2 separate regions of the Homo sapiens genome follow, and region 1 is linked to region 2. A link is an interaction called in ENCODE POLR2A ChIA-PET data of the cell type or tissue named here. Cell type or tissue: PC-9. All regions are shown on one strand. Each heading gives the region's core, and the rest is flanking DNA. Links, peaks and the distances in the headings are about the cores only.

Evidence for each region. Peaks named below come from ENCODE experiments on the same cell type or tissue, not always from the same donor. Only the 100,000 strongest peaks of a DNase experiment are listed, where the experiment ranks them.
Region 1: POLR2A ChIA-PET joins it to region 2 with 10 read pairs; 2 of 35 experiments call an interaction of 5 or more read pairs at or near these places.

The regions. Positions count from the first base shown.
Region 1 is chr9:124,389,711-124,395,954 of GRCh38, forward strand. The region is part of intron 5 of PSMB7 (proteasome 20S subunit beta 7); the gene reads right to left. Among named protein-coding and RNA genes, the nearest start is that of PSMB7, 23 kb to the right of the region's middle. In PC-9, for the core only: CTCF peaks have their summits at 3,485 (motif pointing right), 3,691 and 5,160; DNase peaks (open chromatin) are centred at 2,811 and 3,311; H3K4me3 peaks cover 2,495 bases; H3K27ac peaks cover 4,422 bases.
Region 2 is chr9:125,336,941-125,345,014 of GRCh38, forward strand. GAPVD1 (GTPase activating protein and VPS9 domains 1) reads left to right here. Exons shown (of 28, transcript NM_001282680.3): 16 at 78-155; 17 at 281-651; 18 at 4,237-4,324; 19 at 5,279-5,359. Among named protein-coding and RNA genes, the nearest start is that of GAPVD1, 79 kb to the left of the region's middle. In PC-9, for the core only: no CTCF peak of the experiment used is centred there; no DNase peak of the experiment used is centred there.

The sequences.
Region 1 (6,244 bases), core at 1,245-6,244, 950 kb before region 2:
GCTCCTCCTGCAACCAATGCCCTGTGGAGTCCTGGAAAGAGCACCTGGCCTGCTTCCCAGCTCTGTCAGGGCCGGACTCACCCACAGACCCTCTTGTCACCCACATCTGCTGCGCCCCAGGAGAAGGAGTCCCAAGCACCAGTTCCACAAGGACCACACCTCCAGCCAGTCTGTTACAATGAAACATCTTATAATAGCAGGCCCACTAGCTTATAAACAAAATTACTAGCTCCTTTAAGAATGTAAAATAAAAGCCCTGAAACTCCGAAAAATACATGCAACATGCAGAACATTAATAACTAAAAAGAGCTCACAGATAACTACATCAAGACTCCAAGAGAGAAGACAGTAGTTTACGAAAGAGAAAAGGTAGAGGCCTATATACATTAAGCAACACTGATCAAGTTCACTAGCAATCAAAGAAATATGAATTGAAGTAAAATAACTACCTTTTGCCTTTTTAATTAGCAAAGATTAAAAAGAATAATAGTGCTGACAAAGGTGTGATCAAATGGGTACTTTGACACACTTGGAGAAGCAGAAATGGATAGAACTCTTCTAATGGGCAATGTAGAAACATCGATTGGAAATCATACAGCTATACATACCCACCAAACCAGCAAATCTCTTAGGGACTTATTCTAAAGAAACACATGGACAAGTACCCAAGTCACGTATCTTAAAAGATCATTGTTTAGATTAAAGGGGAAAAAAAAAATACCTGGAAGTAAATGTAAAGGTTCAACAATCAGGAGCCAGGGAAAATAAACAATAAAATACTATACACACAGACATTAAACATGACAAAGTAGAAGTACATTTTTTTGGCAATGGGAAGAGATCCATGCTATAGTATTTAGTGGGGGAAAAACATGTTCTAAAGCAAAATTAACAGACATGCTTATGCACTATATATTATACAAACCTGGAAGCATATAAATCAAAATATTAAGCTTATTTCTGGGTGGTGCTATTTTCTTTTTACTTGTATTTTTAAATTTTTCTTCAAAGTGCAGGCATTAATAGCAATTTTTTAAGGTATAAAAAATTGAAGAAAATCCAACATTGTGAGGGGATGGAAAAAACAAGCAAAAGACCAAGACTTTGCTAGCTGTCACAGTCTCCGTGTAACAGCAGCAGCAGGCAGCTTATTCCTTACATTTGTATACAAGGGCCTAAAGGTCAATCCATGCATGAGTCAACAGACCCAAAGAACAACAGCAATCAATCATCACAAACAAATACACCATGTCTCTCCTGCCTAACGTCCTTAGGAGGGCTTCCTTAGGACCGTCTTAGAGGTACAATCATCTTAATAATGAAGTCCTCTGAGCGTTTCAGCATGGGGCTAGACCCCACTTATCCAGAAGTGTACTCTTGGCAAACACAGCACTGAACAAACTACAACAGATGCACACGGTACTTAAGAACTTTCACAGCACAGTCACATCAGTTTTGTTTGCTCTTCAGGCATGGCAAGTAGTAGTAGTCCCATTTTACAAAAGGAGAATAAAGCTCAAAGATAAGGAACGTGCCCAGATCACACAGCCAGTGATAAGCAAATCTGGGATTCTGAAGCCAGATCTTTCTGAATTTAAAGTGTGCGATGTTCTTTCCATTCCACCACGTTTGCCTCTTAAATAGCAAAGCCAAATGCTTGAAATCAAGATTAGCAAGTAAGCCTGGGAGATGGAGCTATCTTTTCTTAGCTCCCCACCCCAAAAAAGCATGCTTTCAAACTTGCTTCTTCTTTAGATTTCAGCTCGATTACCACACACATCTGGATATAGTTAATTTGTGTTGTTTTGCTTGGAAATTCAAATGAGACTGGAATTTAGTTAAATGTTTTAAATGATTAAACATATGCCATTCACTGTTTAGCAATGCCACTCAAGTATCTGTTATAACAGCATTTATTTTAAAATAGTCTCATTCAAAAAAAAAAAAAAACCTAAAATTAGTCTCCATTTTCTAAAACCTCTGAAGGTGTTTCGATCTTAGCTTACCAGGATTAGTAACTCACTTTGAAACTAACTTTTTCTGAGCGAACAATCCAATTCAGGATGAAATCTGAAATTTTACAATCTAGATATTGCTTTTACTTGTTCTGTACATTTAAATGTGTTATTTTTCTATGTCAGAGTTCACTAAAATACTCAACAAACTTAGCAATTCTATAATCTATGTTATTAGATATGCTAAAGAAACAGTAAAAGACTGAAATAATTTCCTAAAACCTGCTGCTTCTAAGTCAAAAGCTAGGAAGGACCTGAAAGGTAGAAATTTGCTTTTTCTAATAAGGTGCTCACTAACTCTCAAACTGGGGAAGGGGAAAACATTCATTGACGGTCTTAGGTCCTGGACCCTGAACTCAAGTACTGGGAGTATTTGGCCCTTTTACAGACAAGGAAATTGAGACTCAACTGGTTCCAAATAGTTTGCCCATGGCAAGAGTCAATGAGAAGCGGAGCCAAGCTTTAAACCTAGGTCCTATTCTGAAGCATGGGTTCTCAAGCTCATGCACCCTTCAGAAGGGCAACTTCCCACTCTTTCTTCAAACAACCCATTCCCAGGTGCCCACGCAGGAGCAGCAGGCTCTGGGAACACCAAGAGGCACAAGAGGTGGCCCGGCTCTGGCGCTCCCTAGCTGGGCATATCACTCCGAGCTCTGCAAAGCTGCCAAAGTTGCTCCAGGAGGCACAAGCAACTGCATCAAGCACAGCGTGAATGATGCAACCGGAAACCGAGGGGCACAGCAGCCCTACTGAACTAGGTTCCTTCCCCGCACAAGAGGGCAGGGGACAGGAGGTGCCTTCCTCAAAGGGTGGCTCTGAGGGTTACACAAGATGGCACGTGTAAAGCAAAATGCTGGGGACACTAAAAGTTCAAGAAAAGCTGGCTGATGAAATTCCTCTCCGACAAGCTCCTGGTCCTCCAGGCAGCTATTTTATACAATCACTCTCAGCAAGTCCCAGGGTTGGCAGCTTTCATGGAAATAGAGGTCTTCAGAATTTCTTTCTCAAAGTCATGAAGTTATGAGAGGCAGCAGGAAATGGATTTCTACTGCTTTTCCCCAAATCAATTTAACCAGATCGTCTCAGGAAAAAAAGCTGCTCCTTCTGCTAAAGAGCGGTCCATTTTAAGCAGCCAAGGACCTGTTTGCCACCATGGCCTGCCAAGGTGTAAGATGTATGCGGCGATAACAGAGTCACACACAGGACTTTCTAATCCATCAGTGTCAGCTCTCCCTGACAGAGCGCTTACTCACACTTGCTCATTGTTAGTCAACTGGCCACTCATCCTGGGTAAAATTTGGTGCTTTCCACAGACCCACAGACTGGGATCATTTTTCACTCCATTCCTGCCTCCAAGGCCTCATCTCCTAGTACTGGTGCTTGCTCTGGAGGCCAACAATGCCAATGTGTGCAGAGCTGATTGATGAATATAAAATAAGGCGGGCACCAGGGGACCATATCCAGCCACTAGAGAGCAGTGGAGCACCTCTCACTGCTCGGTAAAACAGACGCAGGCTTTAAATGGTTTAATTGTATGCATGCATTTCATTATAAGTCCTGGCCAAAAGCTTCCCGGCGAGGCAAGCCAAGCAATCAGACAATCTTGCATCGCTTGCTGAAATCCAGATTTGTCCTTTGTCAGCATAAACAGTTTAATTTGATGTTTTCACTCCTGAGTAAGCACTGAGTATTACATTTAAACCCCTCATGAGGGAGAAGAATGCTTCCTTTTCATCAGCAAATGTACCTCAATGTCAAAGTCTACCTTTTATTCCCAATGAATTTAAAAAAGTATTCCATTTAATTTGCTAAAAATATTTGTAAGGCATCCAACAATTTCACTCAAAAGCTAATTCCTCAAAAAACGGAGTTCCTTTTCTAAATGTAATATAGTCAAAGAGGAGTTACATTTTACCCTAATAATTTAAAACACCACTTGAAGGGAAAAGGGATTTTTCTTATAATTGCAACTGCAACATCTCATTGACCTGACAGGTTATAAACACTTATTCTTCAGAAAAGACTAACAATCACGGCATCAGGGCCTAAAATGTGAGAGGTTTTATTTCATTAATGCATTTTAATGAAATGTCACAAGATATGGAGAGAGAACATTTTTTCCTTAAAACATAGGTGTCACCTACCCCTGTTTAGAGGACAAAATGGAGGACGAAAATGACCCTAAAATGCACCTATCTTAATCAGTCCCCTGCACCACGAGGCCACACCGGGAAACCGAAGCTGAGTGCAAGGCATACACCCTGCCCTGCTGCCGCAGGAACGCAGGGCAGTGGGAGCTGGCAAGTCTCTTAAAGGTCCCCTTTACTCAGGTCCATATTTCAAAATAACTTCCCAAACTTCAGGGCATTCCACTTTAATTGATGGACTAGACAGTATTATTTTCATTGTATGGATGGAAGAAGCTAAAGTTCACAGAAAGGAAGGAGGCTACCCAAAGTCATGCAGCCAGGAATGGCAGCATGGGTACATGAACTCAGATCTGGTTAACAGCAAATCCCTCATTCTGTGAACTACACAGTGAAAAGCCTTCTGATGGCTAAGATGACTTTCCACGTAGTCTGACCAATGAGGAAGTAAAAGGCATCAAGCACTAGGTCATAAGCATATAAAGGCACTTTCCTTTAGCAGGGGCGACTCTGGTCCAATTCTGAAACAAGAGCAGATAAAGATGAGCTGGTTAACCTCACTCTCTCTCAGTGGGGTTTAAAGCAAAGAACTTTAAACTGAGCATTTCCTTTAACTGTTCTGAAAAGTGCTCTGGCAAGGGCTTTTACTTGGTTGTAGGCTGAGGACAATTCAAATCAGGAGACTTTGTGGTAAAATGTCAGAGCAGGGAAAAAAGGAGGAAGAGCACCCATACATTAATTCAATACCTCACCATTTTGTCTATAAAAGGTGTTTAATATTTTTTTACACAGAATCAAGAACAAAATCCAATCTAATTAGAATAAATTAAGAACTGGCAAGGGCTGACTATATTACATTTCCTGTAACAATATGAATTTTAGAAGTAAGTATTTTCTCATTTCCTGATATCACGGCACCATCTATTGGCTTAGTACCACCTTTGCAGCAACCAAGAAACAAGATGCATTCATTCAACTTTCACGGGCTTTTGGTTCCCAGCTGTTTTATTCCTGGCACTCCACCGCAACATAATTTTAAGATATAAAATCCATTCACTGCACATTTTAAATCTTCTAAAATGCATCTTATATTAATCAAAGCAGGAAAAAGTGCCAGAGAAATCTTGACACAGAGAGCTACACACAGAAAAATGTATTGACACTAAAACTATCAAAATACTATGCACCAAACATCTACTACATGCTACATACAAAAGACTTTTATGTTTGGTATCTCACTTCATGCTCACACATGAAGTAAGCATTACAGAAGAAATCAATGTTCACAGTCAAACAGCTAAATGAATGTTAGACTTAAGATATGAACCCAGGCTAAGCATAGTGGCTCATGCCTATAATCCCAGCACTCTGGGAAGCCAAGGCAGGAGGATCACTTAAGACCAGAAGTTCCAGACCAGCCCGAAAAACACAGTGAGACCCCGTCTCTACCAAAAAAAGAAAGAAATTAAAAAAAAAAAAATCAGTAGTGGTGTGCCCATAGTCCCAACTACTTGGGAGGCAGAGGTAGGAGGATCACTTGAGCTCAGGAGTTTGAGGGTACAATGAGCTATAATCACACCACTGCATTTCAGCCTGGCGACAGAGCAAGACCCCGCCCCTAAAAAATAAAAACAAATAAGTTAATTATTATTTTTTAAAAAGATCTGAACCCTATTTGACTTCAAAAACCAGTTTTCATGCAGCCACACTGCCTCAAAAAATGGCCAAAAGCAACATATCCACATAAAAAGCACACAGTGATGTACAGAGCGTGCACACATAAAACGCGACGCTTCAGCACCCCAATAACCCTGTGACCTTCCCAAGTCAAAAAAAGTAGCTTCATTTTAGAAATAGGGGTTATGAGGTTCCAGAGGTTAGGTGACTAGGCTCTCTGGTCAAGCAGAGCTGGGACCAAAGCAAGGGCTTCCACCTCTTTTTCTAGAATCCTAAGTGATACTTCATTCAGGGGTTTTCAGAAAAGGCAGTCACTGGCTGTGTGGACAAAGCTCCTGCTGGAATAGGGTCTCCTACACCAGCACAGCTCCTCCCTTGCCCAGCCCCTGGCCCACGGAGAGCAGG
Region 2 (8,074 bases), core at 1,288-6,287:
CTTAAAACCCTTTAAACTGTGTTGAGACCGTCTGTCCTGCGTCCTGGCTTGGTCTCACAGTTTCCCTCCTGTTTTAGGTGCCCACCAGCTGACCTCTCCTCCTTCTCAGTCAGAGTCTCTGCTGGCCATGTTTGATCCACTGTCTTCACATGAAGGTAAACCAGTGAAATGAACTTTTTCACTTATGTCACAGACAGGAGGAGGAAACCAAATCCCCTTGTTAATGCCTTTGTTAGATATGTTGTGTCTCAGTTACAAAACTTTTTTTCCTGTGTTGCAGGGGCTTCTGCTGTGGTAAGGCCAAAGGTTCACTATGCTAGGCCATCGCATCCACCACCAGATCCCCCAATCCTGGAAGGAGCTGTGGGAGGAAATGAGGCCAGGTTGCCAAACTTTGGTTCCCATGTTTTAACTCCAGCTGAAATGGAGGCATTCAAGCAAAGGCATTCTTACCCTGAGAGACTAGTTCGAAGCAGGAGCTCTGATATAGTATCTTCTGTCCGGAGACCCATGAGTGACCCCAGCTGGAACCGGCGTCCAGGAAATGAAGAGCGAGAACTCCCTCCAGCTGCAGCCATTGGTGCTACTTCTTTGGTGGCTGCACCTCATTCATCATCTTCATCCCCGAGTAAGGACTCCTCAAGAGGAGAGGTATGGGACATAGGCCGTGAAAAAGAATTATGTTCTGCCTGCCTAGTTCTCTTGATATCTGAAATTAACATGGAATATATAAATCTAGGATTACAGATAGAGAGTAGTCATGATTAAAGATGATTTGTCAATCTATGGGCCCACAACCATAACCGCAGGAAACCTGTACAACTTTGGTTTTGTAGTGATACTATCTTGCATTTTTATGACACTTTTAGTTTCTCTAAGCAATTTTGTATCTGATTTTATTTAAACCTTACAATATCTTTCTGAGATGTTAGATGAGTTGTTTTTTGTTTTTTGAGATGGAGTCACACTCTGTTGCCCAGGCTAGAGTACAGTGGTGCAATCTTGGCTTACTGCTACCTCCGCCTCCCAGGTTCAAGCGATTCCTCTGCCTCAGCCTCCTGAGTAGGTGGGACTACAGGCATGCGCCACCACACCCGGCTAATTTTTTGCATTTTATTAGAGACGGGGTTTCACCATGTTGGCCAGGATGGTTTTGATCTCCTGACCTTGTGATCCGCCTGCCTTGGCCTCCCAGAGTTGCTGGGATTACAGGCATGAGCCACCGCACCTGGCCCCATGAGTATTTTTTATTTTAAACAATTTTAAAGTTACAAACAAGTTGGAAGTACAATAAAAGAACACTCCCTCCCCATTTGTGAGCAAGTTGCCAACCTGATGCTCCAGTACCCCTAAACACTTCAGTGTAAGTTTCCTACAAACAAGCAGATTCTCCTACACCTCATGGTACAGCCATCAGCTTCAGCAGATGAACATTGATACATTACTACCAGTTACTTATCACACCCCATTCATGTGTCCCAGTTGTCCCTGTAACATTTTTTATAGTAAAAAGGTTCTATTCAGAATCACAGACTGCTTTTAGTTGTCATGCCTTTTTAGTCTCCTTCAGTCTAGAACAGTTCCTCAGTTTTTTCTTGACTCATATGACCTGGACGCTCTTGAAATTTACAGGCCATTTGTTTTCTCGAATGTTCCTCAGGTTAGGTTGTTTGATGTTTTCTTGTGATTAGACTGAGGTTATTCATCTTTGGCAGGAATATCACTGAAATGACACTTTTTTTCATTGCACTTTGTCAGGTAGCACAGTTTTAATTTGTCCCATTTCTACAGTGTTCATTTGGATAATTTGAGGAAATGTTGTCTTCCAGGCTTTGCCACTGTAAAGTTACTCTTTTACCTTTATAATTAATAAGTATTTAGGGGGAGAGGGTACTTTAAAAATATGTAACTATCTGTTCTCCATCAAATTTTTAACTTACCTACTTATTATATCTGTGGTCTCATGGTTTTCTGTCTTTTAAAAAAATTTGTGTGTGTGTGTGTGTGTGTGTGTGTGTATATATATTTTTTGTTGTTGTTGTGGTTTGTTTGTTTGTTTTAGATAGGGTCTTGTTTTATCACCCATGCTGGAGTGCAGTGGTGCCAACACTGCTCATTGCAGCCTTAACCTCCCAGGCTCAGGCAATCCTCCCGCTTTGGCCTCCCAAGTAGTTGGGAGTATAGGCATGCACCACATGCCTGGCTAATTTTTTCGTTTGTTTGTTTTTGTAGAGATGGGGACTCACTGTGTTGCCCAGGTGCTTATCTTGAACTCTTGGGCTCAAACAGTCCTCCCACCCCAGCCTCCCAAGTGTTGGGATTACAGGCGTGAGCCACCCACAGTGCCTGGCCCAGTTTTCTGTCTTGGTTAGGGTTTGTCACTATTACTTATTTTGAAGCCCAGTTGTCCCTAATTGGGCCAATGAGAGCCCCTTCAGGCTGGCTCCTGAGTTCTTTTGATGCACTGCTACTATTCTTTGAGCATATCTTTACTTTCTGGCAAAAGATGTTATAGGCGGATACTGTACTTTGTCCTAGTTAGCTCTTTCTCGAAGTACCCTTATTTCTTTTAATGAAAAATGCTTTTTTGGAAATTGAGATCTGGATACAGTGTTTATTTGCTGTAGGAGTGTTGCTGCTCCCAGGACTACTCAGTGAATAGAGCTAGGGAGTGTGTGTGTTACACACACATTTACCTGTATATTTCATTTATCTACCTTTCTCCATAAATAAGACCATGAACTTACACTGACACATTCAATTCTAGTCCAAACACAACAGAGTTTGTTTCGTCTTTCTTCCTTTCCAAATTTGTAACTCATTTCTCCAACAGTGAGAAATCTACTTTCACTATTCTTCATGGGCATATTTATTCCATCAGTTCTCCTGTATGTATTCAATTTCTCATCCCCACTGTTAAGTTAACTCTTCCCTGGCACAGATGCCCTCATCTCTCTGCTAGGGTTCTGATAATTCTTTATCCCAGGTATGTAGATGAAAATGGAAATTAAGTGATTTGTCCATGGTCACATGATAGGCTATTAAAGGAATTACAGTCCCTGTCCTTTGGCCTGTTTTTTGTTTGTTTGTTTGTTTTTGAGATGGAGTCTCACTCTGTCGCCCAGGCTGGAGTGCAGTGGTGCGATCTCGGGTCACCGCAACCTCCACCTCCCGGGTTCAAGTGATTCTCCTGCCTCAGCCTCCCAAGTTGCTGGGATTATAGGCGAGCACCACCACGCCCGGCCAATTTTTGTATTTTTAGTAGAGATGAGGTTTCACCTTGTTGGCCGGGCTGTTCTTGAGCTCCTGACTTCAGGTGATCCACCCACCTCGGCCTTCCAAAGTGCTGGGATTACAGGCGTGAGCCACTGCATCCAGCTTCTTTGTCATGTGTTAATGATAACTTAATATAATTGGTGATCAAAACATGAACTTTAAAGTTGCTTAGGTCTAGGTTTGAGTCCTCAGCTGTGCCACATATAGGCTGTGTAACTTTGAGGAAGAGGGGGAGGTAACCTTTCTTTAGTCTCATATTTTTTATCGATAAAAAAGGCCGAATATAGGACCTATCTCTGAGGTTACTGTAAAGATTAAATGAGATTATACATATCCTTACTATGCTCAGCATTTGGCACATAGTACACATTTGGTTTTATTATTATTAATACTACTGCTACCATCTCTACTGCCCTTCTGGAGTTTATTTGTACTGCATTTACTTTTTTCATAAGTATTTATTGAGTGCCTAGTCTATACCAGGCTCTGTATTAAGGCTTCAGTTTATTAACAGTAATGAGATAGTGCCTGCCCTCAAGCAGATGACAGTGGTGCTGAAAAGGTAAACTACCGTGCTCCAAAAGTCACCTACGTGGCAATAAGAGTTGTGCCTTAAGGCAAACAAGACTGACTTTCTTATTTCACAAACTTACTTAAATCCTTTTTAGCCTGAGCAACATAGTAAGACCCTGTCCCTACAAAATAAAAATAAAAAATTAGCTGGGCATGGTGGTGTGTACACCTGTGGTCCTAGCTACTTGGGAGGCTGATACGGGGAGGATCGCTTGAGCCAGGGAAGTCGAGGCTGCAGTGAGCTGTGATTGTGCTACTGCACTCCAGCCTGGGCAACAGAATGAGATCCTATCTCAAAACAAAACAAAAACAAACAAAAAGAAATCCTTTTCTTAGTAATTTATCCTGCTATCCAACTCCAAATAAAGCCTCCAACTTTTTCTACAGACTGAAGAACGCAAAGATAGCGATGATGAGAAATCAGACAGGAACAGACCTTGGTGGAGAAAACGTTTTGTTTCAGCCATGCCTAAAGGTAATTTTATAAAATATTAGAACGCTGTATTAGCAATAAGAAGCAAAGCCCCAGAATCTCTTTCAGAGAGCCAATGTCTCAACTCCTCTGTAAGACTTGCTGGGCTTAAGTTTCTAGCTACTTTGAGGGTGTAGAAAGTGGTTCCACTCAGATGAATGCTAAGGCAGAGCTTTAGAAATGTTCTTGTTCTTTGCAGGAAGTGATAGTGGTTTCATAAATGGAAGTCATGCCTGTCACTATTGTTTAAATATCATATACCATTGAAGTTAAACATATAGAGGACTTCTGACATATATATTGCTATTAATTATTGCAGGAAAATGGGACGTTATTGGTAATTAAACATTGAAAACTCATCCTTTACATTCCTGGAATAAGTTGAAGCTTTTTATGTCTATGTTCATTGAGAATGTTTATACTGTAAATATCAGTGAGTGTTTATTTTGGAAGGTAGCTGTATAAAATTGTTTACTTTTTTGGTGAACAGCCTGGCATCATTTGAGTTGGCAAAAGCATCTCTTCCTGAAAGAAGAGAGCATCCAGGAGTAAAGCTAGAAACTTATTCCAAAGGCCTCTTCTCAGCACGGTGGCACTCAGGAACTCTGGGGAGAGCTGCTTTCACGCCATACTCAAGCGCTTGATGAGGAGGAGAGAATGAAGCTAGGAGTTTTGAATGTGTTTTTGAGCAGAGGTTAAGAGTCAGTGGTTTTGATTTTAGTCCCAATGGATTCCTGTTAAATTATTCTTCCTATGACAGATGACTCCGAAGCAGGTTCTGAAAGTTCCTTTAAAAACCTTCATTACTATTTTAAGGACAATTATCAGTCAACACTTGGAATTTCTTAGCTTTTAAACTTTTCAGCCTCCTTTCACTTAGAAATGTTGGCACACCAGTTAACTTCCGAGTAGTGCAGTATGTTATATGTCACACTACTGACTTTATTTAATTTCCAGCTCCTATACCATTTAGAAAGAAAGAAAAACAAGAAAAAGACAAAGATGATCTGGGGCCTGACAGATTCTCAACACTCACAGGTTTGTAGACCCATGGACTTCCTGGCTCCTTCATTCCCAGAGCACATATTTCATAACACTTTTTCTTGGGTGCCATAAGCGTTGCCTTTCTAGAAGAGTGTGTCTGTGTGTACAGTGGGGAGTATGTTCTTCATAGCTCTGTGGTTTCCAGTTGGTGGCCACAGTAAACCTGTGTGCTCTTCCTGCAGACTGCCACCACCATCATCATCCTCATTATCATAACTCCGTTTATGATGAGGCCCCTGATCCTGAGCCTCTAGGCATACCCTACAACTCAACATCTAGTGGGATGATGACACACAGTGCCTTTTAGGAAAGTGTGGTGACAGTTTTGGTGCTGTGCATGCTGTATCTTTGGATCATTGATTGAATAGTTTTCTCTAACATTGATCGTAGAATTCTACATTTATTTTCATCTACAGTTTGTTCTTGATTATTCAGGATCACAGTGAAATTCTGTTTTACCTAATCGTTTCCTTTTTTGTGATAAAGTGTTTGTTCAAACAGTATCATAAATGCCAACCATTATAATGAAAGTTTTAAAAACTTTACTAATTTTTTACAGCTTGAACCATTTTAACATTGCCATCTGACCCAAGGAAAATACAGCTGGGGGTTGGGTTTTTACCTGATTAAGCGTTTGTATTTCTGCAGCTGCTTTTTGGCACATTATGAATGAGCACCCTAAAAGGACAGTTTGAGAGTAGTGTTAATGACCCAGTCTTGGGTTTGATAGCTGTGTATTGTTTCCAGTGGCTATTATAGAGCATCTTGAGCAAGTTTGTTCAACCCACGGACCGCAGACCACAGGCAGCCCAAGACAGCAGGACAGCTTCGAATGCAGCCCAACACAAGTTCATAAACTTAAAACAGTATGAGATTTATGCAGGAACCCTTTTTTTTTTTTTTTAAGCTCATCAGCTATCATTAGTGTTAGTGTATTTTATGTGTGGCCCAAGACAATTCTTCTTCTTCCAGTGTGGCCCAGGGAAGCTAAAAGATTGAACACCCCTGGTCTAGAGGAAAGTTCATTTCTCACCTCTTTTTTTTGATTTTGAATTGTTTTCCTACTAAGTTAAAGTGAAAATTTTTTTCATTAAACAATTTTATTTAAAAATGGGATAGATAATAGGATAAGAACATCCTCATCAAAGAGTTCAGCATTACAGGTAGAATCCCATTTTAATGCCTATTATTCTAATGGTTGGTTCCATATATTTATATGTATTTCCATATCCTAGCATATAAGTCCTTGCTTTATTTGAAATGGTGATTTCCCCAGAATAAAGGGTTTTGAACAGCAGGAGATGTGCTTACAGGCCACAGTTCCCTGCTGAGAGCAGCTAAGCCTGTCCTATTCAATCAGTAAATACTTGTTGACCATGTGACTCATGCCAGGCACTGTGCTAAGTGTTGTGGGTATTAAGTCAAATCACACATGACTCTTCAGGACCTTCCAGTCTGATTGGGAAGAGCTGGAAAGACATTGTCCTTTTGGCAAAGTATTTCTGTATCCTTACGACATGTTCCTAATGTTAGAAGAACACTAGCGTTTACAAAGTGAATTACTCTTAATGACATCTCATGTTTTTAAAATGTTGAATCAACAATTCTGAAGAAGTTATAAATTATTATTATGGTTTGTTTGTTTGAAGGAGTTATATTTTACTTATCCTCTTTAGGCAATATATTTTTCTTGGTTCTTGATACTGGAACTAGAAGCTAAGTAGAGTAGAATAAGTCTTTTTCATAAAGTAATTTATTTTCTTTGGCTGTGATTCAAGCAGATTAGCTTCCTTACTGGTCCAGAAATTTCTACCCAGTCCTTATTAATGACTCATTGAAAGTTTTCATTAAACCAATTTAAAAATGTTATAGGAGGAAATTTCCTAGCAGTCTGTTCATAATTCTGTGACCCTAACTACTGTTCTTTTCCTGTTATCTCCTAATCTTTTTCCATATTTGTACGTGGCTTTTTCTTGACTGAATTAGATTATGCATGTGACTTTGTATTCTTCTTTTACCAAGTTATTTTATAAAACCTCCCCCAATTTTTAGACATAGTTGGGTTTTATATCATTTTTATTAGCTATAAAATAATCTGTCATGGTTTTACTGCAGTGTAAACGTTCTCTTACTAATGGCTATTTAAATTGTTCCCAATTTTTTATTATGAAAATATTACAGATTTATATAAATTGCATTTTTTGTTTAATTATTCTCTGGGGGTAAAATTTTTAAGAACAGTGTTAATAGAAATAAAGATTATAAGCAACATTGTGGCTCTCACTGTGTTTGGCCATAATGTATTGTATTGTCCCTTTTTCAGACCTCTCAACAGCACTGAAAAGTAATAACCAACTGAGTGAGGTGGAGCATGCCTATTATCCCAGCTCTTTTTGGGAGGCCAAAGTGAGAGGATTGCTGGAGGCCAAGAGTTTGGGGTTACATTAAGCTATGTGCCACTGCACTCCAGCCTGGGTGACAGAGCAAGACCTTGTTTCTATTAAAAAAAAAAAAAAAGGCAGTAGCCACAACGTACTTCCCCTTCAAAACAAGATTCTGTAATGATAAATGCTTTATCAGTTTACATTTGGAGACAGATCAGATTTTATTAAGAATCTCTTATGAATTCAAATACTGTTATAGCAAAAATACTAAATTACTTTGGGAATCCTGTCTATATACAATTGTCCTTCAGCATACTCAGGGAAT